Regions from separate parts of the Homo sapiens genome. Here all the other regions are linked to region 3. The links are chromatin contacts, found by Hi-C or POLR2A ChIA-PET in ENCODE. All regions are on one chromosome and are shown on one strand. Each heading gives the region's core, a stretch centred on a gene start or an enhancer-like site at or near the end of the contact. The rest is flanking DNA. Distances are from core to core; before and after follow the strand shown.

Evidence for each region. A loop is a pair of places that touch in the nucleus more often than their neighbours do. ChIA-PET counts read pairs that join two places held with the same protein, here RNA polymerase II (POLR2A). Pooled maps may share reads with other maps.
Region 1: a loop to region 3 is called in a pooled map, with 6 times the contacts of the local background. The contact joins the promoter of ZNHIT1 here to the promoter of SLC12A9-AS1 in region 3. A Hi-C loop is called at or near these places in 1 of 168 maps with a recorded cell type or tissue (dorsolateral prefrontal cortex) and 10 of 50 pooled maps. POLR2A ChIA-PET finds 5 or more read pairs at or near these places in 1 of 52 experiments (PC-9).
Region 2: POLR2A ChIA-PET joins it to region 3 with 17 read pairs in OCI-LY7. The contact joins the enhancer-like site here to the promoter of SLC12A9-AS1 in region 3. A Hi-C loop is called at or near these places in 2 of 168 maps with a recorded cell type or tissue (B cell and CD8-positive, alpha-beta T cell) and 11 of 50 pooled maps. POLR2A ChIA-PET finds 5 or more read pairs at or near these places in 6 of 52 experiments (B cell, HEK293T, OCI-LY7 and 3 more).
Region 4: a loop to region 3 is called in a pooled map, with 2.4 times the contacts of the local background. The contact joins the promoter of SERPINE1 here to the promoter of SLC12A9-AS1 in region 3. A Hi-C loop is called at or near these places in 3 of 50 pooled maps. POLR2A ChIA-PET finds 5 or more read pairs at or near these places in 3 of 52 experiments (BJ, GM12878 and common myeloid progenitor, CD34-positive).
Region 5: a loop to region 3 is called in a pooled map, with 5 times the contacts of the local background. The contact joins the promoter of AP1S1 here to the promoter of SLC12A9-AS1 in region 3. A Hi-C loop is called at or near these places in 7 of 50 pooled maps. POLR2A ChIA-PET finds 5 or more read pairs at or near these places in 3 of 52 experiments (AG04450, Panc1 and activated T-cell).
Region 6: a loop to region 3 is called in a pooled map, with 14 times the contacts of the local background. The contact joins the promoter of FIS1 here to the promoter of SLC12A9-AS1 in region 3. A Hi-C loop is called at or near these places in 8 of 50 pooled maps. POLR2A ChIA-PET finds 5 or more read pairs at or near these places in 5 of 52 experiments (Caco-2, MCF 10A, PC-9 and 2 more).

Annotation. Positions count from the first base shown.
Region 1 is chr7:101,215,827-101,219,460 of GRCh38, reverse strand. It overlaps ZNHIT1 (zinc finger HIT-type containing 1), which reads right to left and starts at 1,296. Exons shown (of 5, transcript NM_006349.3): 1 at 1,244-1,296. The coding sequence starts at 1,265. PLOD3 (procollagen-lysine,2-oxoglutarate 5-dioxygenase 3) reads left to right here and starts at 1,880. Exons shown (of 19, transcript NM_001084.5): 1 at 1,880-2,295; 2 at 2,675-2,766; 3 at 2,915-3,051; 4 at 3,135-3,298; 5 at 3,441-3,553. The coding sequence starts at 2,187. RefSeq lists enhancers at 949-1,490, 1,584-1,703, 2,252-2,774 and silencers at 1,804-2,083, 2,224-2,273, 2,334-2,453.
Region 2 is chr7:100,443,106-100,446,538 of GRCh38, reverse strand. No RefSeq gene overlaps it. Among named protein-coding and RNA genes, the nearest start is that of PPP1R35-AS1, 8.2 kb to the right of the region's middle. RefSeq lists enhancers at 1-63, 1,267-1,426, 1,337-2,021, 2,022-2,706 and a cis regulatory region at 1,368-2,221. Within about 2 kb of position 2,003, at least 16 of the 41 ENCODE cell types and tissues checked have a DNase peak (open chromatin) inside an H3K27ac peak, as active enhancers do; they include B cell and OCI-LY7, where a contact is called at or near this core.
Region 3 is chr7:100,851,211-100,854,592 of GRCh38, reverse strand. It overlaps SLC12A9-AS1 (SLC12A9 antisense RNA 1), which reads left to right and starts at 1,979. Exons shown (of 2, transcript NR_146550.1): 1 at 1,979-2,079. SLC12A9 (solute carrier family 12 member 9) reads right to left here and starts at 1,880. Exons shown (of 14, transcript NM_020246.4): 1 at 1,758-1,880; 2 at 215-437. The coding sequence starts at 395. RefSeq lists a silencer at 1,644-1,953 and enhancers at 2,244-2,393, 2,464-2,663.
Region 4 is chr7:101,125,443-101,129,264 of GRCh38, reverse strand. It overlaps SERPINE1 (serpin family E member 1), which reads right to left and starts at 2,161. Exons shown (of 9, transcript NM_000602.5): 1 at 2,021-2,161; 2 at 601-872. The coding sequence starts at 871. RefSeq lists enhancers at 166-945, 946-1,725, 2,506-3,285.
Region 5 is chr7:101,152,022-101,155,725 of GRCh38, reverse strand. AP1S1 (adaptor related protein complex 1 subunit sigma 1) reads right to left here and starts at 1,250. Exons shown (of 5, transcript NM_001283.5): 1 at 1,209-1,250. The coding sequence starts at 1,211. RefSeq lists enhancers at 344-844, 1,164-1,458 and a silencer at 1,269-1,508.
Region 6 is chr7:101,242,942-101,246,351 of GRCh38, reverse strand. FIS1 (fission, mitochondrial 1) reads left to right here and starts at 1,271. Exons shown (of 5, transcript NM_016068.3): 1 at 1,271-1,392; 2 at 2,213-2,345. The coding sequence starts at 1,348. RefSeq lists enhancers at 1,248-1,487, 1,578-1,627.

The DNA of each region.
Region 1 (3,634 bases), core at 47-2,546, 370 kb before region 3:
AGCAAGACTCCGTCTCAAAAAGAAAAAAAAAGAAAGAAAGAAAAACTAAAAGGGCCAAGCGCAGTGGCTCATACTTGTAATCCTAGCATTTTGGAAGGCCGAGGCAGGAGGATCACATGAGCTCAGGAGTTCAAGACCAGCCTGGGCAACATAGTGAGACACCCATCTCAACAAAAAATATAAAAACTAGCCCAGCATGGTGGCCTGCACCCACCTGTAGTTCCACCTACTCAGGTGGCTGAGGTGGAAGAATCACTTGAGCATGGGAGGTTGAGGCTGCAGTGAGTTATATAGAACCACTGCATTCCAGCCTGGGTGACAGAGCAAGACTCTGTCTAAAAAAAAAAAGTCTTTGCTGGCTCTCCAGTGTTTCCCTACAGAGTTCAAACTCCTGGGCAGTGTGTATAATGCCTTTCAAAATGTAACCTTTCCCCAGCCTTCGATCCTTTCTTATTACTCTGTAAGATCCAAACTGTGAACTTGGCTTCCTAAGCGACTTGCTTTTTCTTGCTTCACTGCCTTTGCACGTGAGGTTCCCACTGAGAGAAACCCTAACTAGACTTTCAAGACTCAATTCAAGCTTTTTCATTTTTCCTTCAAGCTTTCACAGTCCCCTGCCTCCCAGAACCTGGGCTAGATGCCACGTCTCCCTGTTCCCAGGCGCTGTGCTTCCCTCTGCCATAGCACAAATCACAAATCACAGTAAAATACAGTGTTAGGTCTGCGTTTCTGCCCCCCTTCCAGAAAAAGCCAATGCTTGGATAAGAGGGGTCTTTCTCCTCTTCATCCCCAGCGCCCGGCTTGGAGCAGGCACCAATAAAACGTGAATGAAGGGTCAACGCCAGGACCCGAGGGCTGAGGAAGGGATTTACGAGGAATAGCTGGGGCCGGGCGCGGCAGCTCACGCCTGTAATCCCAGCACTTTGGAAGGCCCACGCAGGAGGATCGCTTTGAGGCCAAGAGTTGGAGACCAACCTGGGCAACATAGCGAGAGCCCGTCACCACATAACAAATTAAAAATTAACCAGGCGTGGGGCCTCATGCTTGCAGTTCCAGCCACTCCGGAGGCTGAGGTGGGAGGATGGTTTGATCCCAGGAAATCGAGGCTGCAGTGAGCTATGACTATGCCACTGCACTCCAGCCTAGGCGAAAGAGCGAGACCAAAAAAGAGGAATGACTAGGTAAGAAAATTCTAGGACTGACTTGGGAAGGGGAAGGGGGCGAACCGCGGGGGCTCACATACCCGAAGTTTTCTTCTCCACCATTGGCACAACACAACTGTCGGAAGAAACTGCTGCGCACGCGTACTAACCCCAAGGCTTTAGTAGGGGCGCCATCACTTCCGGTAGCTTGTACTTCTGCGCGTGCGCCACAGCTTTGACTCATTACGTGGCGTTTCCTTGGAGACAAGAAAGCTTTTCGCCATGTTTTATAGGGGCAAAACCACTTCCGGCCTCAGTGTGGAGGTGTAAATCTTGTGGGAGCCACGAAATGGGTCATTTTAAAGATGTGGTCACGGTGTTCTTACAAGAAATCTTATTTTCCTTTGGTCCTTGTGAAGATGCTGTGATCACAAAGGCAGCCCCTGGAGCTTCTCCGGGCAGAAGAGGAGGTGGGCTGGACTGTCAAAGAAAGTGGCTGGCTTCCGTGGGCAATCCGAGGTTCCTAGTGGCCCTCTGCAGAAAGCTGAACTCCCAGTTCCCCCAGGCCTCCGTCCCGCGGCGGACTCCTAGGCTTCCTCCCTCCCTGTCGCCGCCAGCCTCTCGCTCTCCCCGTCTTCCGCCCGCACTCTCTGGGCAGGGCTGCGGCCAGGACCCGCCCCCGCGTCCCGCCCGACCCTCCGCCAGGGGTCACTTCCCCTGTCCAGGTTTCAGCTTCCACATGTGTCAAGCGGCTGGCTCAGCCCAGAGTCCCTGTCTCCCGCCCGCCGGCCCGAGCCGCCGCCCCTCCCCCGCCTCCCGTGCGCCCGGGACAATCCTCGCCTTGTCTGTGGCGCCGGCATCTGGAGCTTTCTGTAGCCTCCGGATACGCCTTTTTTTCAGGGCGTAGCCCCAGCCAAGCTGCTCCCCGCGGCGGCCGCACAGCAGCCCGAGCGCCCCCTTTCCAGAGCTCCCCTCCGGAGCTGGGATCCAGGCGCGTAGCGGAGATCCCAGGATCCTGGGTGCTGTCTGGGCCCGCTCCCCACCATGACCTCCTCGGGGCCTGGACCCCGGTTCCTGCTGCTGCTGCCGCTGCTGCTGCCCCCTGCGGCCTCAGCCTCCGACCGGCCCCGGGGCCGAGACCCGGTCAACCCAGGTGAGATCCCGGGGAGGCCCGGCACGGCCGAGGGGGCAGAGGCTGGCGTGCCTGCCAGCCTGGCCCGGAGAGGGTCGGAGGCTCGAGGAGGTGTCTGGCCCGTCCCCCGCCCAGCGTGCTCTTGAGGCTGAGTCGCGCCAAGCCCCTCGCCCATCACTACCCTGAACTGGGGTTTCCAGCCTCCCTATGCAAAGGGACTCGGAATTCCTGGGCACCACTCCCACCCTGCCCTCCTTGGGGTCAGAGTGTTCCTGGGTGAGAAGAGTTTAAGAATGGGAAGGAAGAAAGGGAGGGAAGTCGAGTGAGAGGGAGGACAGCAAAGCACGTGAGGCCCGGAGCTGGGCGGTGGATCTCAAGTGCCATTTCCCTCTGGTAACAGAGAAGCTGCTGGTGATCACTGTGGCCACAGCTGAAACCGAGGGGTACCTGCGTTTCCTGCGCTCTGCGGAGTTCTTCAACTACACTGTGCGGGTGAGGAGAGGGAAAGGCCCCTGGGAGGGGGTCCCAGCAGGAGGGGTGGGCTGAAGTCTGGATGCCCAGGTCCCCACGGTAAGCCTGGTCAGGAGTTCCCCCCACAACTCCCCACCCCTTGCCTGGCACGGGGCAATCTTCTCCACAGACCCTGGGCCTGGGAGAGGAGTGGCGAGGGGGTGATGTGGCTCGAACAGTTGGTGGAGGACAGAAGGTCCGGTGGTTAAAGAAGGAAATGGAGAAATACGCTGACCGGGAGGATATGATCATCATGTTTGTGGATAGGTAACGGGGCTGGGGATAGGGAGCGGGGTAAGGATGCTGAGGTTCCCAGTGGACCCCTGCCCATCCTCCCCTTCCTCACCCAGCTACGACGTGATTCTGGCCGGCAGCCCCACAGAGCTGCTGAAGAAGTTCGTCCAGAGTGGCAGCCGCCTGCTCTTCTCTGCAGAGAGCTTCTGCTGGCCCGAGTGGGGGCTGGCGGAGCAGTACCCTGAGGTGGGCACGGGGAAGCGCTTCCTCAATTCTGGTGGTGAGTGGCAGAGTGCCCAAGGCAGAGGGGCCAAGAGCGGTGGGACACAGAGTGTTAAAGGCGCCTGAGGGCTGGAGACAGCCTGGGGGACAGGCCCTGGGACCCTGGGAGTCTCGAGGTCAACACTCCCCCTCCCCGCCAGGATTCATCGGTTTTGCCACCACCATCCACCAAATCGTGCGCCAGTGGAAGTACAAGGATGATGACGACGACCAGCTGTTCTACACACGGCTCTACCTGGACCCAGGACTGAGGGTAGGGAAGGCAGAGGAGTGGGCGCATCCCGCAGCTCTGTGGGAGTGGAGGCCTCAGGCTGAATGGGATTTGGGGAGCAAA
Region 2 (3,433 bases), core at 754-3,253, 410 kb after region 3:
CTCCACCTGTCTCACACCACCTGACCTCTCTCCTCCTGCCTCTGCCCTTGTTTCCCTTGGCAACTCTCTGGGCCTGTAGAGGCTCTCTCAGGGGAAGATAGTCCTTCATGACCAAATCCTTCCCTCGTGGGTCCCCAGACCCTCTGATTCCAGCCCCCCAGAGATGGGGATACTGCCAAGGTGAAGGTTTCGGGGAAGACCCTCAGGGAGGTTCAGCTGTGTTTGTTTCCTGTGACTGCTGAAATTGTACAGATTGCCACATACTACATCCTAGACCTCCTGAATTCTGATTTGGGGATCAGGAAGGAGGTTGCTGGGAAGCAGAGGTGAGTCATGACCCAGGCTGGTGGGGCCCCATCAGGGAGGTTAAGTCTCTTTTTTAAAATTTAATTTAATTTATTTATTTTTGTAGAGACAGAGTCTCTCTATGTTGCCCAGGCTGGTTTCAAACTCCTGGCCTCAAGTGATCCTTCTTCCTTGGGCTCTCTTAAGTGCTGGGATTACAGGTGTGAGCTATGGTACCCATTGCCCTCTAGAGGAAGGCAGGCCCAGCCTGCAATCCCAGCATTTTGGAAGGCCAGGTCAGAGGATTGCTTGAGCCCAGGAGTTTGAGACCAGCCCGGGTAACATGGCAAGACCCTGCCTCTACAAAAAAAAAAAAAAAAAAAAAAAAATTACCTGGGTGTGGTGGCATGTGCCTGTAGTCCCAAGCTACTCAGGAGGCTGAGGTGGGAGGATCGCTTAATCCCCAGAGGTCAAGGCTGCAGTGAGCCATGATCGTGCCACTGCACTCCAGCCTGGGTGACAGAGCGAGACCCTGTCTCCAAGAAAAAAATAAAACTTGAAAAAAAAAAAATCTAGAGGAAGGCAAAGGGTCTGGAGGGCATCGTGAGCAACACTCACCTGGTCAGTGAAGCTGAGCAAAACTGCCCTGCTCAGACCTGAACTGGCCTGAGACAGAGACAGAAAGGGGCAGGCAGTCTGGGCATGGTGGCTCACACCTGTAATCCCAGGATTTTGGGAGGCTGAGGCAGGCGGATCACCTGAGGTCAGGAGTTCAAGACCAGCCTGGCCAACTTGGCGAAACCCTGTCTCTAATAAAAATACATAAATTAACTAGGTGTGGTGGCGTACACCTATATAGTCCCAGCTACTTGGGAGACTGGGGCAGAAGAATCACTTGAACTGGGAAGCAGAGGTTGCAGTGAGCTGAGATTGTGCCACTGCACTCCAGCACTCTAGCCTGGGAGACACAGTGAGACTCTGTCTCAAAAAAAAAGAAAGGGCAGTCTCAGACTCCCAGAGAGGAGAACAGCAAGTTTCTGTTCCACCTACTTCCTTCAAGGGCTTCTTCCTCCAGGAAGCCTTCCCATCCTCCAGGCTGAGCTGACCTACCCTTCACAGAGCTGGGGCTGGTGTTTAATCTGCACAGGCTGCATGAAGTTTTGCATCCTCTTTCCTGGAGCCTGGCCTGGCCTGGATGTTAGAGTTCATGCTGCACCCTGGGAGGGTGAAAGCTGGCCCCACTCAGAGCTGTCCATGCCACTCCCAGGCCCCAGCAAATAGCAGGTGTCAGTGAGCGGGTGAGAGGCATGTCTTCTGCCTCCTGGGACTCTGAGCTTCCTAGAACTGGGGCCACATTTCCTGCCTTATCTGTTTTCTCCACTGAGCAGGGCTGGGGCTGGAGGGGGCACGTGTGGGGCCAGCCAGCAGGAGCCCGAGGCGAGAGGGTCTGAACCCCCTGCCTCAGAGCCTACCGGCAGAGAGACCAGGGGCCTTTCATTTCCCAGCATCCCCGACATCCTGCTCATCTGCTGCAGAAACAATGAACACGGGAAAAGGGCAGGATGTCCCAGAGGTCGTCCAGAGGAGGAGAGGACAGGCTGAGTCAAAGGTGGGGAGGGAGGAAGGACAGAGGTCAATGGCACACGTGCCATGATCTCATCAGCTCCTGAAAAACAATGACTCGACCTTCTGAGGGCCCCAACTGAGCTCTGGCAACCATATGAGGCCAGTCATTTCCTCAGTGTTCAGATGAGGAAGAGGGGGGCTCTCAGAGGAAAGGGAATGATCCCCAGGTCACATGGTCAGTAGGCACTGGAGCTGGGACTGAAACCCAGGGAGACAGACGAGAGACGGGCCAGGGCTGCGAGGAGGCAGAGAGGCAAGGGCTTCGGCCTCCCCATTTCCAAGCTTGCATTCCCAGGAGTCCATTCATATGTGAAAAAAATGGCTTTTTATTTATTTATTTGTTTAGAGACAGTCTCGCTTTTTGCCCGGGCTGGAGTGCCGTGGTGTGATCATAACTCACTGTAGCCTTGACCTGGGCTCAAGTGATCCTCCCACCTCAGCCTCCTGAGTAGCTGGGACTATAAGTGTGCACCATCACACCCAGATAATTTTTTAAATTTTTGGTAGAGATGGGGTCTTTCTATGTTGCCCAGCCTGGTCTCCAACTTCTGGGCTCAAGTGATCCTCCCGCCTTGGCCTTCCAAAGTACTGAGATTACAAGCATGAGCCATTGCGCCTGGCTTATTTATTTATTTTTAGAGACAGGGTCTCGCTCTGTCACCCAGACTGGAGTGAAGTGGCACAATCATAGCTCAGCGCAGCCTCAAATTCCTGGGCTCAAGGGACCCTCCTGCCTCAGCCAACAAAGTAGCTGGAACTACAGGCATACACCACCATGCCTGGCTAAATTTTTTTAGAAATGGGGTCTTGACCAGCCCAGGCTGGTCTTGAACTCCTGGGCTCAAGTGATCCTCCGGTCTCAGCCTCCTGAGTAGCTGGGACTACAGGTGCACACCACCACACCCGGCTAATTTTTTTGTGTTTTTATTGTAGAGACAGGGTTTCACCATCTTGCCCAGGCTGCTCTCGAATGCCTGTCCTCATGTGATGCTCCCACCTGGGCCTCCCAAAGGGCTGAGATTACAGGTGTGAGCCACTGCACCCGGCCTGATAGCAGAACCTGCTTTTCTTCTACCAGCCTCTCTTGGACTGTGGAAAAACCTCACACCAACATCTCCTTGTCCAATCGCCTCTCTTGGACTGTGGAAAAACCTCACACCAACATCTCCTTGTCCAATCCAGAGGCTTCCATGGAATCACTCTCCACCCCAAGACCCCCCAACATCTCCTGTGTGCTCATTGAGTAACAGACCATCTGCTGCTTCCCCCGTCCCCAACCATCTCCCCAAGGTCCTGGGCATTGGTCCCCTGCTAAGGGGATCTGTCGGGACCTGCCTCCCAGAGTGAGGGTGGCGATTTCTGCATACATTTCCCCTATCTGTGGCTCCCTTTTCCTGGGTTATGGGCCCATCTTCCGTGCCTCCACACCCTTTCTTTCTACCTCCAGCTGTCCCTGGGCTCTTTGGGACCCTAACCACTGGCATCAATCAACCTTCTATGCCCAGTGTGGACATCAAGGACA
Region 3 (3,382 bases), core at 730-3,229:
CAGGGGACTCACACCCCATATCCCCCACCCCCTGGTTCTGCAGAGCTCCAGGGTGGAGCTAAATGCAAGCCCACAGAGAGCCCCTCCCCAAACCCTTCAGCCAACCGCTTCTCTTGGGTCCCCTTCCTAATCTTATCCCAGTCCCATCTCCACCCCTCCCCATCATGTCCTCCCATACTATAGTCAGTCCACACCCGCCCCAGGACCCACTCACCAATCCTCAGAAAAACAACTATGCTGAACATGGACAGGACAGTGGGCACCACCACACCCAGGAAGGTGGACAGCTTCCGGGCAGACGCCCCTCCAGGACCCCCGGCCCCATTGGCAGGGAGGGCAACCCCCTCCTCCCCCAGGAGCCGGTAGGCCAGCAGAGGTGAGCTCTCGCTGGCCATGGCTGAGCACAGGTAGAGGAAGCCACAAATGGGTTAGGTGACCTGCAAAGGAGATTATGTTGCATCAAAAGCTCCCCCACAGAGCTCGCCCACCCCCAAAGACCACTAATCAAACACCCTGAAGCCTCCCCAAAAGACAGAGCTGCTCTCTACTAAAAATACAAAAATTGGCCAGGCTCGGTGGTTCATGCCTGTAATCCCAGCACTTTGGGAGGACGAGGCAGGTGGATCACCTGAGGTCAGGAGTTCGAGACCACCCTGGTCAACATGGTGAAACCCCGTCTCTACTAAAAATACAAAAAGTAGCTGGGCATGGTGGCTCATGCCTGTAGTCCCAGCTACTTGGGAGGCTGAGGCAGGAGAATCCCTTGAACCCAGGAGGCAGAGGTTGCAGTGAGCCGACATCACACCACTGCACTCCAGCCTGGGTGACAGAGTGAGACTCCGTCTCACAAGAAAAAAAAAAAAATTAGCCAAGCGTGAAGGTGCATGCCTGTAATCACAGCTACTTGGGAGGCTGAGACACGAGAATCGCTTGAGTCCTGGAGGCGTAGGGCTGCAGCGAGCCGAGATCATGCCACTGCACTCCAGCCTGGGTGACAGAGCGAGACCCTGTGTCAATAAAAAAAAAAAAAGAGACAACCGCAAGGAAACAGGAACGCACCCACACCCTGCTTACCGGCAACTCAAAAAAGTCCGTGGGCTGCAAATGGTACCAGCCACTGCCCCACAAAAAAGTGGTACCCCAAACCTGTCAGCAGGGGTTTCAAGGCCCCTCCCGGCTCCTGGGGGCCACCCCTTCCCTTATGTTCCTGAGACTAGGGATGGCACCGGTTCTGGAAAGGGGCAAAGGTTCTCTGACGGCACAGGCTTCTCCAGCCTCTCCTTCCTTAACTAGCAATGCAAGAGGAACCAAATCTCCCAAAAGGGAAGTAAGTTACGGGCAGGAGAGCCTTCCCCATCCTCTCCTTCGGTGTCCTGAGCTGCCCCTACCAAGCCCCCCAATGCAATCACCGCACCCACAGGTAACAAGAAACTTCCAACTCTTTCAAAACCCCACCCTCCGTCAATCCTCTCCCTCAACCCATCTCAAACCCCCTCCTCCTCGCCTTAGCCTCCCCGATTCCTCCCATCCACACGAGGCACCCCTCCCCACAAACTCTACCAACCCAAACACACCCTAGCGAAACAGAAACACAGACCGGCTCCCACCGAGCGACACAAGGTCCCCGGGTCCTCCTCCTCCCCCAATCCGGGCTCCTGCCCCTTTGCGCCCGTTGGGGTGCAAGGGAGCCAAGATATCCTTCTCCCCGGCCAGGTGCACCCCACAGCTCGGGGGCCGCGAGGCGCTCACTCACCCACCCGCAGGACGCAGCGCTCGGGGGCGATCCCCGCGAGCCGGGGGGCTCCGCTCGGGCGGAGAGTGCACGGGGGCCGGAAAAGACAGCTGCGGCTACCGGGATGCCAGGCCTGGAGCCTGTCCCCACCCCCACCAGCACGCGCGCGCTATTGGTCCCCGTCCTCGGCCCCGCCCCATGGCGCGCCCGGAGAAGCCCGACCCTCTCTGCTCTTCCCCAGCCTGCGCTGCTCCAGCTCCACGTGCGCCCGGGGATGCAATGCAGCCCTGCAGACAAGCGTCTCCGGCAGGACGTGGGCCGCGGGTCTCGGAGCCTCCTTCACTTAGGTACAAACAATCGTCGCCGCAGGGGCCGGACCCCAGTCCGAGCTCCGAGGTGCGGTGAGCAGCCACCCCACTAAAGGGGGCGTGTGAGGATGGCGGAAAGCGGCAGGGAGGTGGGCGGGGCTGCAACACCTGGGCCAGGTGCGTCACGGGAAATCCGGCCCACTTCGTTCAGGGACTTCTGGAGTTCTAGTCCTCCAACCTCTCAAAACCCTAGAACCTCCACCGGGTCCCAGCCTCGCCCCTCACCCGCTGCGGGGATCCTCCCTTCGCGCCCGATCCAGCTGCGCTCTTCGCTTCCGCCACCGGAGGGAGCCATTGGCCGCCGATCTGGGCCCAGGGTCGCTTTGCACCGTCTGATGCCCGCTTTCTTGCCTCCCTGCAGTGTTCTCACTTCCAGCAGAAATCCTAGAGCCTATGAACTCTACTGAGAGCTGAGACTCCTTCTTCACTCTTTACAGATCCCATGAACAGCAGTACCACCTGCCAACGCGTCCTCATATGTAAAATGGGCATAAACTCGAACCTCCCTCCTAAGGCTGTGAGTTCAGTGAGCATTTAATGGGCACTTTAGAACAACGCCTAAAGGTTTGATAAATTATCCCTTGCAAATAGCACTGCATTAAATTAGCCACTCTGTGAGGTAGGTACCGCTATTTCAATTTTTCAGATTAGGAAATTGGAGCTTGGAAAGTTTCAGATACATTTCCTTTTTTTTTTTTTTTTTTTTTTGATCCAGGAACTATTACACAGGCTGGAGTGCAGTGGCGCGATCTCGTGTCACTACAACCTCTGCATTTCCGGCTCAAGCATCCTCCTGCCTCAGCCTCCGCAGTGCCTGGAACTACACAGGCACACACCACGCCTGGCTAATTTTTAAATATTTTGTAGAGACCGGGTTTCGCCATGTTGCCCAGGCCTCTCTGGAACTCCTGAACTCAAGCATGCGCCTGCAGTCCCAGCTACTTAGGAGGCTGAGGCAGGAGGATCGCTTGAACCTGGGAGGCAGAGGTTGCAGTGAGCTGAGATCGCACCACTGCACTCCAGCCAGGGCAACAGAACGAGACTCTGTCTCAAAAAAAAAAAAAAAACTTTTTCAGGGTCAGTTAGTTATAAGCACTCCCTTGGCATACCCTGGCCTGTCCGTCACTGAACTCTGCTTCCATAAATCTCAACCTCCACCTTACCTTGTTAGTCTGTGGTTTTGCCTTGGACCTTGTCTTCATCAATGACTGCAGCCCCTCCTCTTCAGTTCACCTCTTCTACTGCGCTTATTAAAGAAAAAAATCTGACTCTTGTTAAAACA
Region 4 (3,822 bases), core at 912-3,411, 270 kb before region 3:
AGTGTAATTCCATGAATTCTTTTATTTTTTTTTTTTGAGACGGAGTCTCTCTCTGTCGCCCAGGCTGGAGTGCAGTGGCACGATCTCAGCTCACTGCAAGCTCTGCCTCCTGGGTTCATGCCATTCTCCTGCCTCAGCCTCCCGAGTAGCTGGGACTACAGGCGCCTGCCACCACGCCTGGCTAATTTTTTTTGTATTTTTAGTAGAGATGGAGTTTCACTGTGTTAGCCAGGATGGTCTTGATCTCCTGACCTCATGATCCGCCCGCCTTGGCCTCCCAAAGTGCTGGGATTACAGGCGTTTGAGCCACCGCGCCCGGCTCATGAATTCTTTAGGACAGCAAATAATCCTCATTTTGTAGATGGGCAAACTTAACGAGGTTAAGATCACACGGTGGTGAATAAGCGGTAAATCTACTGGTCAGACACCCTTGGAGATTCAAGGGTCCAGTGACTTGGAGTGTAGTGGGAAGAAGATGGGGTGGCCCCTGCAGCACAGCTGTATGGGGCTTGGCTCGGCTAAGCCAGAGCCAGCCTTTCCTTGGCTTCTGGTAGGTCTGTTCTGCATGCCACCCACCTCCCCTGGTGTCCCGTGGCTCACCATCAATCTTGAATCCCATAGCTGCTTGAATCTGCTGCTGGGTTTCTCCTCCTGTTGTCAGCTGGAGCATGGCCAACACCGAGGCCACCCCATAGGGTGAGAAAACCACGTTGCGGTCCTTGGAGGCCTGCGCCACCTGCTGAAACACCCTCACCCCGAAGTCTGAGGCCAGGTGGGCCACGTAGGATGGGGGATGGTGCACAGCAGACCCTTCACCAAAGACAAGGGCCAGGCCCAGGACTAGGCAGGTGAGGGCTGGAGACATCTGCATCCTAGAGCAATGGAAAGAGGGCTGGTGAAGGAATCGTTCTGGAAGACAGGCGGGAGGGGAGGGGAGCTGGCCAGCTGTGGGCCCTGCTCTTCTTGTTTCCTGCAAGCAGGTGGTAAGTGAACACTAGGGCAAGGTGCAGGAAGAGACCATGACATGTTCAGGTTCTAAGCCCATCCCACTCCGTCTCACTCAGACTGACTTATCCCCGGGCAGTGGCAGGGAGTCTTCGCCCATCTTGCCCTGTGGGAATCTTGGAATCCAGTCCATCTCCCTTCCCTCTGTGTCCCGTAAAAAAGCCTTAGAAGAAAAGCAGGTGAGAAGTCATTACCACTCTCTGCCTTTGCAGCCCAGGGGGAATTTAGCCCAGACTCAATTATCAATTATCACAACATCTTTGATTTGCATAAGCTTTAAATTTGCTTTCTTTTCTTTTCTTTCTTTTCTTTCTTTCTTCCTCTTTCCTCTTTCTTTCTTTCTTTCTTCTTTACTTCCTTCCTTCTTTCCTCTCTCTCTTTCTCTCTCTTTCTTCCTTCCTTTCATTCATTTTTAGAGACAGGGTCTTGCTCTGTCACCCAGGCTGGGTGCAATGGCTCAGTCTTGGCTCCCTGCAGCCTCCGCCTCCCCAGCTGAAGCAATCCTCCCACCTCAGCCTCCCAAGTAGCTGGGAATACAGGCACACCAGCACGCCCAGCTAATTTTTGTATTTTTTTGGGAGAGCAGGGTTTTGCCATGTTGCCCAGGCTGGTCTCAAACTCCTGGGCTCAAGTTATCTGCCTGCCTCAGCCTCACAAAGTGCTGGGATTACAGGCATGAGCCACAGTGCCCAGCCTTAATTCTCTTAATGCTTTCCCAGCGATTGTTTCATTCAAGTTAGCAGGCATGAGGTGGGAAATGGGTAAGTGTCTTGATGCAGAGGGACTGAGAGAGTCAAGGTTCTTGTTACTGGGTGATGGGGTTGTTGGTGACGCCTGACCATCCTCCCTGCTCTCCTGCAGTCACCCCTAGGGCAGGGTCGACCCAAGGCTGCAGGTCCGAGGAAAAGAAAATAGAGGAATAGCGGGGGATCATGGAGGGAGGAGATTCTGGGGAGGCGAGTTCTCTGCCTTAAGCCCGAAGTAAGAGGTTGGAGGGAGTTTGCTTTTCTCCTACCTGAAGTTCTCAGAGGTGCCTTGCGATTGGCGGTTCGTCCTGCTCTGGCGGCGGCTGCTGAGCTGCAGGAATTCAGCTGCTGGAGGGGGGCGTGTGGGTCTTCTTGACAGCGCTCTTGGCCCTGCAGCCAAACACAGCTGTGCTCCTCTGTGGGCCACTGCCTCCTTTTATACCAGATGTGGGCAGGAAATAGATGAACTCATGTTCCAGCCCCACCCACTCACTGGCTCTGGGAGTCCGTCTGAACAGCCAGCGGGTCCCCCTCGACACCTCCCTCTCTGGGACTTGCTGAGGCATGTGTGTGTGTGTGTGTGTGCTGCTCTGTGTGTGTACGTGTGTAAGAGCATTCAGGAACAATTGAGCAAACCCCAATAGCCTTGGCCTGAGAACCTCCCTTGACCTTTCTGCCCTCTGCCTGTGTCTGTCTCTCCCGGATGTCCTGCCAGGTTGACTGTCTGCCATGCCGGGTGACCCAAAAAGCCTAGGACCCCTAGTGTTCAGCTTGGAGAAAAAAAAAACAGCTCACGTTGCCTGCTTTTCCTTTGGCGAACCAGGTCACTGTGGAGTTATCAAAGATAACCTCCATCAAAACGTGGAAGTTTTCCCCCAGGGCTGTCCACCCGGTGCTCTGGACCACCTCCAGGAAAGAGCGCCCCTCCCTCCTCCTGGGCCCAGCCCAACAGCCACAGGGCATGCAGCCAGCCACGTGATTGTCTAGGTTTTGTCTGTCTAGGACTTGGGCCCAACAGAGGACTCTTGGTCTTTCCCTCATCCCTGCCATGTGCCCGGCCGCCTCCGATGATACACGGCTGACTCCCCACGTGTCCAGACTCTCTCTGTGCCCCTGAGGGCTCTCTTGTGTCAACAACCTTGTCTGGCTGAGGTTGGAGGTGTGCTGGGTGGGGTGGTGGTGGCTGAACGGGACCAGGGGTTACCATGGTAAAAGCTTGGTAAGGAAACAGGAGACCAACGTGTAAGTTTCACTTCTTCGAGCTGCCCGCTAGGACTTGGGGCAGCTTGTCCTTTATCCTCTTCCTCCAGACACAGACACAAGGGGAAAAGGGATAGAAACAGAGTGTCAATTCATGGCAGGTTTGCAGGGTGTGCTTTTAGGGCAAGGGGGTGAGGGGAGGAAGAGTGACCGATAGATTCTGTGGAGCAGTGGTCCTCAACGTTTTTGGCACCAGGGACTGGTTTCATGGAAGACAATTTTTTCACAGACCAGGGTGGGATGGTTTCGGGATGATTCAAGCACATTACATTTATTGTGTGCTTTATTTCTATTATTATTACATTGTAATATATATAATGAAATAATTCCACAATTCACCATCGTGTAGAATCAGTGGGAGCCCTGAGCTTGTTTTCCTGCAACTAGATGGTCCCATCTAGGGGTGATGGGAGACCGTGACAGATCATCAGGCATTAGATTCTCATAGGGAGCTTGCAACCTAGATCCCTCACATGAACAGTTTAGAATAGGGTTCGAGCTCCTATGAGAATCTAATGCCGCCGCTGATCTGACAGGGAGTGGAGCTCTGGTGGTAATGCGAGTGATGAGGAGTGGCTGTAACTACAGATGAAATTTCACTCACCTGCCACTCACCTCCTGTTATGCAGCCTGGTTCCTAACAGGCTATGGACCAGTACGGGCCCCTGGCCCAGAGGTTGGGTACCTCTGCTGTAGAGGGTGGAAACTGGCTAGCAGTGGGTGAGCATGTAGGGCTAGACTAGTGGATTTTGTTGTTGTTGTTGTTTTTTGTTTTTTTTGTTTTTCTGTTTTGAGACGGAGTCTTATTTTG
Region 5 (3,704 bases), core at 1-2,500, 300 kb before region 3:
TTAATGATCTCCCAAACATATCATCCTCCAGTGCCAGGCCTATGCCCAGGGGTATCCTCCTCTGTAGTATGTATCTCCAACACCACACAGGGTATGCAGATGCCCAAATCCTATCTTCCTCTCTGCAGGCACCCAGGCATTTGGTCTTCGACATTTCTCTTTAACTTTTCTTCCTTTTAGGGTGCCTCCTGCTAAGCGCCCACTCCTCCCCAGACACCAGGTGACCAATTTCCCTCAGTTAGGGCCCCGCCACCCAGGGGGTTCCCCTAAAAGAATGTCTGCAGAACAGACAGCAAGCTGGGTCAAGTGGGATGGAAGACAGAACCCTCACTGCCCAGTGTACCCCAGCTTCCCAGTTCCGGGGGGTCTGGGCCACATCCTGGAGTCTTCTCCTTACCCCAGTAGCTCTTCTATTCATGGACATGCCCAGGCTTGGAATCCCTGGGTGTGTGGCACTGTACTAGCTTAGTAAGTGAAAAATCAGAATTCAGGAGAACTGATTTTTTTGGTGGAGGGGAAAAGAGGGGCGCTGGGGAGCCTCGTGCGGCGCTCAAATAGGGGGGTGGGGAGCAAGCAGGAAGACGGAAGGCCTGGATTCCGGAAAGAGAATGGGAAGGGGGGCAGAGAGCCCCGGAGCCCGGGATCCCAAAGCCTGGGTCCCTCGGAGAAAAACCACGAGTCCACTTCGCTTCCCTACCTGGGCCCAGCCTCTAGGCAAGCACGGCCACGAACGCAGTAGGGCGCTCCCTTTTCCGACCCGGAAACTCCCCTCCCACACCCCTCTCCCCACCCGGGTCCCCGCTCCCGCCTGTGCAGCCCGGGAAGGGGGTCTCGGTGACTGGTGACCCCCGCTCCCTCCCTCAGCAAAGAGACTCCCGCAACCCTCTGCTTCGGGCGGCTTCCCTGCAGCGGGGATCGAGGGACCCCAGGGGCCAAGACCAGAGCGCCCCTCCCGGCTCGGGACGGCCCCGCCGCCCCTTCGTCAGCCCCCGCTCGCCCTGCAAATGCGCCCCCTCCCCGCCCCTCTCCCGAATGCCACCTCCCCCTCTTCCTCCCGAGCCCGGCTCGCCCACCCGCCGAGGCAAGGGAGGCCTCTGAGGACCAGAGGGAAGACAGGGCGGTTCACCCCGAGGGCGGCCCCCGAGGACCCCCGCAGGTGCAGCCCACGCCCCTCGCTTCCCCCTCCCCTCCCTCTTCGCACAGCCTACCATCCTGCAGCCTCCGGCTCGGCGCGTCCCACTTCGGCCACCGTAGGCGCCAGTCCCACTCCCTTTCTTATCCTTTCTCCTGCTGCCCTCCCTCTCGCCCGAAGCCCCGCCCCGTCCCGCCCAGGCTCTGACTCCCGGCGCGCCACGCACTGCGCAGGCGCCGACGCCGCGGGGAGCGCGGGCGGGGCTGGAGGCGGAGAAGCGGAAACCATGGCAACCAGGTCCTTGACTGCAGCTTCTAGGAGCCCGGTCGTCATGGTAACGCGGCTGTCCTGTGGGCTGGTTGGAGGATGGGGGAGGAGGACAATAAGGTCCTCGCGCTTTGGAGCCTTGTGGGGCAAAAAGGCGGGAAAAGGGGTGAGAGGTGAATGGGACGATCATTGGAGTTCGAAGCAGCAGGCAGGACTCCTGGAAGGGGAGTGGGCCGTGAAAAGGGAGCAGGGTGGGAATTAAGTGTAGGGGAGGAGGAGTGACCTGGAAAACAGAAAGACAAAGGGTCATGAGAAAAGTATAGAACCCAAGCTGAATATCTATTGAAAGCGTGATAGATACACCCCTCTAGTTTTTTTCTTTTTAGAGACAGGGTCTGGCCGCGTCACCCAGGTTGGAGTGCAGTGGTGGGATCGTGACTCTCTGCAGCCTTGAACTCCTGGCCTCAAGCGATCCTCCCGCCTCAGCCTCCTGAGTAGCTGGGACTACAGACGCACACCGTCATGCCCAGCTAATTTTTAATTTTTTTTTAGTAGAGACGGGGGTCTTACTATGTTGCCCAGGCTGGTCTCGAACTCTTGGGTTCAAGAGACCCTCCCGCCTCGGTTTCCCAAACTGCTGGGATTACAGGCGTGAGCCACCGCGCCTGGCTTCTGATTTTACAGTAAGAGAAATGTGTAGAAAAAGAATAAAAGAGAAAAGGAGAGGCTGCTATAAAAGGCATGTAAGGAGAAGGGGGAGGAACGTGAACTGAGGCAAAAGGGGAAGAAATAAAGAGCGTCTTAAAAGGTTAACTTGGGTCAAAACTCAAAAAGGGACAGATGTCACCCAAATCTCAGTGTGAAGATGAGGTGGATGTACGTTGTAATATGGGCTTTTAAACTGAATGTGTGTGTGTGTCTACATGTTACTGGAAAAAGGGGTCCCGATCCAGACCCCAAGAGAGAATTCTTGGATCTCATGCAGGAAGGAACCCAAAGCAAGTCGTAGAGTGCGATGAGAAGAGAGAGTTTATTGAAAGCTACACCCTTACGGAGTAGGGCGTCCTCAGAAAGCAAACAGAGGAACACACTGTCTTAAGTTTTTCTTTTCTTTCTTTCTTTTTTTTTTTCTTCTTTTTTTGAGACAGGGTCTTACTCTGTTGCCCAGGCTGGAGTGTAGTAGCATGATCATAGTTCACTGCAGCCTCCACCTCCTGAGCTCAAGCGATCCTCCCACTTCAGTCTCCCAAGTAGCTAGGACTACAGGCATGCACCACCACAGCCAGCTAATAGTTGTATGTTTTGTAGACACAGGGTATTGTCATGCTACCCAAGCTGGTCTGGGACTCCTGGACTCAAGGTATCCACACTCCTCAGCCTCCCAAAGTGTTGGGATTACAGGTATGAGCCACCGCCCCTGACCTTTAAGTTTTTCTTATATAGGGGTCTTGTTTTTGTAGAGACTAAACTAAGCCGAGTCAATGTGCAGATGGGCCAATGGCATGACAAAATTTATTATTCTGTTAATTTAACTATCCTTGACATTCTAGTAGGTAAGTACATCAAAGCAAAACTTAATTATCTTTCTTCCTTTTTTTTTTTTCTTGAGACAGAGTCTTGATCTGTTGCCCAGGCTGTAGTGCAGTGGCGTGATCTCAGCTCACTGCAACCTCCACCTCCTGGGTTCAAGCCATTCTTGTGTCTCAGCATCCCTAATAGCTGGATTACAGCTACATCCTTTCACCTCAGCCTCCCAAGTAGCTGTGACTGCAGGCATGAACCAGTGCATCCAATTAATTAAAAAAATATTTTGTTGTAGAGATGGGGTCTCACTACTGGGATTGTAGGCATGTGCTACGACACCCAGCTAATTTTTGTATCTTTAGTAGAGAGGGGGTTTTGCAATGTTGGCCAGGCTGATCTCGAACTCCTGGCCTAAAGCAATCCTGCCTTAGCCTCCACACCCAGCCAGAACTATAATTATCTTAAAGGCACATATTGTTATGGGTATTGGGGCATCTGGATTTTCTGTAGTTGGAGGAGTCTGTCCTTGCAGGTATCTTTAAGCTGTTTCCCCAACTGTAAACAGCTTTGGGTTGTGACTGACAAGGAATGTGCCTTGTTAGTTTCAAGATGGAGCTGAACTTAAAATGGCTTTATGCTGGCTCTCTGAGGCTCCTGCTTCCCTAGCACAAATGATAAAGTAAAGAGGTCTGGATAGAAGGATAAGAGAAAATCTTAAATTTTGTCATGCAGAAAAGTTAATGGTAGATAATTGTTGGCAACTAATGTGCTATTATTTTTG
Region 6 (3,410 bases), core at 22-2,521, 390 kb before region 3:
ATGAGACCCTGTCTCTAAAAAATAATAAAAATTAAAGGGGCTTTGCAAACGCGGAAGGTGTCTGGATGATTATCCCCTGCATGTGCAGTGCCTTGTTTACAATTAATTTGCTTTTTCCGTGTTTATTCAACAAATATTTATTGAGCCCTCACTCTCTGCCAAGCCCTGTGCTAGATGCTGGATAAGCAAGGTAAGTCTCTGCCCTCAAGGAACTTACACTCCAATGTGACTCAAGGGGAAAAGAATTTGAAAGTTGCTACTTACCCAGTCCCCTCACTGCACAGAAACTGAAGCCAGAGGTGTCCACACCTTTCTCCTTCCCATGCTCTGATAGCTCCTCACTGCTAAGCTCCCCATTGCCCGTGACCCCATGTGGCAGGTTTCCCGCCTGGGGTGCACTCCCAAAATGGTTTATGTAAATAATATTGAAAATTGGACCTTCTCTGCCAATAATGGGGCCGTTGCTTTTTGAAAAACTTCCCGTTGATAGTGTCTCCTATGACTACCCCTGTGTGGCTGTGTGGTTTACAGATCCAGTTGCCTCTGCTCTTGCATTGTGAGAGTCAGCAGAGGCCCAAGAAACCCCGATACTAGTTTGCTGCTGTTGGTGGGTTTTTTGAGACAAGGTCTCTGTCGCTCAAGCTGGAGTGCAGTGGCGCGATAACTCACTGCAGCCTCGAACTCCCGGACTCAAGCGATCCTCCTGCCTCAGCCGCCCCAGTAGCTGGGAGTACAGGTGCACGCCACCACGCCGGTTGATTTTTTTAAAAATTTTGTAGAGATAGGGTCTCGCTATGTTGCTCAGGCTGGTCTTGAACTCCTGGCCTCCAGCGATCTTCCCGCCGCGGCCTCCCAAGTTGTTGGGCTTCGGACGTGAGCTACGCGCCGGGCTCCCGGTTCTAGTTAAGATTTTGTTGCAGGCGATGAATAGTCACGTGGCCTCCAAGGTCCTAGATTTCTGAGGGGCGTCAGCTTGGCACCCTAATGTACTGTGATCTCTGGTCAGCTACCCACCCTCTTTTTGCTGTTTTCATCCTGGGGGCTAACCGCCAAGACATGGCCTCCAGTTTCCCTAGGGAAGCCTCCACAGAGGAAGGCACCGGCTGAGGCACCTGGGAAGACCAACCTGGGGAAGGTCTCCCTGCGCGCAGTCTGCGGGCTGGAGGGACCGGCCGAGCCTGCGCACTAGCGCCCCGCCGGCGCTGCTGAACTGAGAGGAAGGGGCGGGGCGTCGCCAGGTCGTGCCAGCATCCGCCGGACGCCGGAAGTGGTTCTCCGCCCCTGCCACTGGGCCATGGAGACTGTGGCACAGTAGACTGTAGTGTGAGGCTCGCGGGGGCAGTGGCCATGGAGGCCGTGCTGAACGAGCTGGTGTCTGTGGAGGACCTGCTGGTGAGGCCTGGCCCGGACAGAGGGAAAGGGAAGGTCGGAGGGCGGGTCCTGAGGAGAGTCAGGTAGGGGCCGAACCCTCCTCCCGGCATCGGCTTGGCCGAGGGAAGCCGAACTACGGCTCCCGGCAGCCTCCACAGCGCCTGGCTCCTGCCCGGAGGGCCTGCTATGCCGCAGAGGCTCCTGGGAGTTGTAGTGTCCTGAGCCCCCCACACCTCAGACTACGGGCCTGGAGCCCGACCGTGGTTAGACTGACGGGATCTGGGATCATGCAGGAGCTGTGAGCTCAGGGCGCTCCTCCAGCGGTGGAGGAATACAGTGACCATCATAAGGTGTCACCTATTACTGCGTCCGGCACGGTGCTAAGGCATCGCATGCCAGATCTCAGTCTTTGTAGCTCTAGGAGGTAGGCACTACTTCTATTCCTGGACAATAAAAGGTCCAGGCCCGGCAGGGTGGGGCAGGATGGGGCCAGCAGCCTCAAATGAGGACCGCGTGGGCTGTTGAGCAGTTCTGACAGCGTGTTTACTGTTCGGCCGCCGGGGTCAGCTGCTCCGGGAGCGGTGCCTGGAGCTGCCACCAGGTGGCATCTCCGCTCGGTACCGCCGCGGGGAGGGGAGACCGGGGGCCTCTGTCCCAAGAGCTGGCCCGCAGGCCCGGAGGAGCCGAAAGCCTGGGTCCCGGGCATGGAGATAGCAGAAGCTGGGGTGCCAGATACCGAGACCTGCGAGGGAAAGGGGCAGAGCCAGGGAGATGGCATGTCCAGATAGAGAATGGTTGACGCCCTACATTTCTAAATGATTCCTTTCCTCCCCTGTGGCAGAAGTTTGAAAAGAAATTTCAGTCTGAGAAGGCAGCAGGCTCGGTGTCCAAGAGCACGCAGTTTGAGTACGCCTGGTGCCTGGTGCGGAGCAAGTACAATGATGACATCCGTAAAGGCATCGTGCTGCTCGAGGGTGAGGCGCTGTACTCTCCCTTTCCCGCTGCCATCTGGGCTGCTCTGCGATGTGGGCCCCGTAGTCCAGGCACCTCTGAGTTGTCTCCGGTAGATTTACTGCACCAAGGGCTATACTTAGCTTGACGTCTCCCAGTGAACTTTTGGCTACTTACCGCCCACCATTGTTTTGCCAGACAGAGTGTAGCATGTCAGTTCCCCCAGGACTGTCTTGATCTGGGAAAGTGACTTGAGGTCACCCAACTAATCAGTTAATGGCTGAATTGGGACTAGAAGCTCCTGTTTTGTGAGACCTAGGCCCATGCCCTTCCCCCCAACACCACCACCGTGTTGCTTAGCAGCTATTGAGAATCTTTTGTGGCATGGAAGAGGTACAGAGGACTGTCCTACAAAATTGTGAGCAGATAGTGCTTTTTGTTTTTTGTTTTTGTTTGAGACGGAGTCTTGCTCTGTCCCCCAGGCTGGAGTACAGTGGCGCTGTCTCAGCTCACTGCAACCACCACCTCCCGGTTCAAGCAATTCTCCTGCATCAACATCCTGAGTAGCTGGGATTACAGGTGCCCACTACCACGCCCAGCTAATTTTTGTATTTTTTGTAGAGATAGGGTTTCACCATGTTGGTCAGGCTGGTCTCTAACTCCTGACCTCAGGTGATCTGCCCACCTCGGCCTCCCACAGTGTTGGGATTACAGGTGTGAGCCACCTCGTCCAGCCAGATAGTGCTTTTTGGATGGGAACCCTATTTCCTATTGGTTTTAGGTGGGTCATCATTTGTCAGAGGCCACAATACTTAACCACTTAGTTTCTCTGTAGCTCCTTGTGTTCAAATAATCATTTATAAGCACACAGTCAGTGTACAGCCATCCCTCTGTAGCCATGGGGGATTGGTTCTAGGAACCCCACCCCCACAGATACCAATAGCCACCCAAGTCCCGTATATAAAATCGCATGGTATTTACATGTAACCTGTGCACCTTCTCCCATATACTTTAAATCATCTGTAGATTACTTATAATACCAAATACAATGTAAATGCTGTGTAAATAGTATACTGTATTGTTTAGGG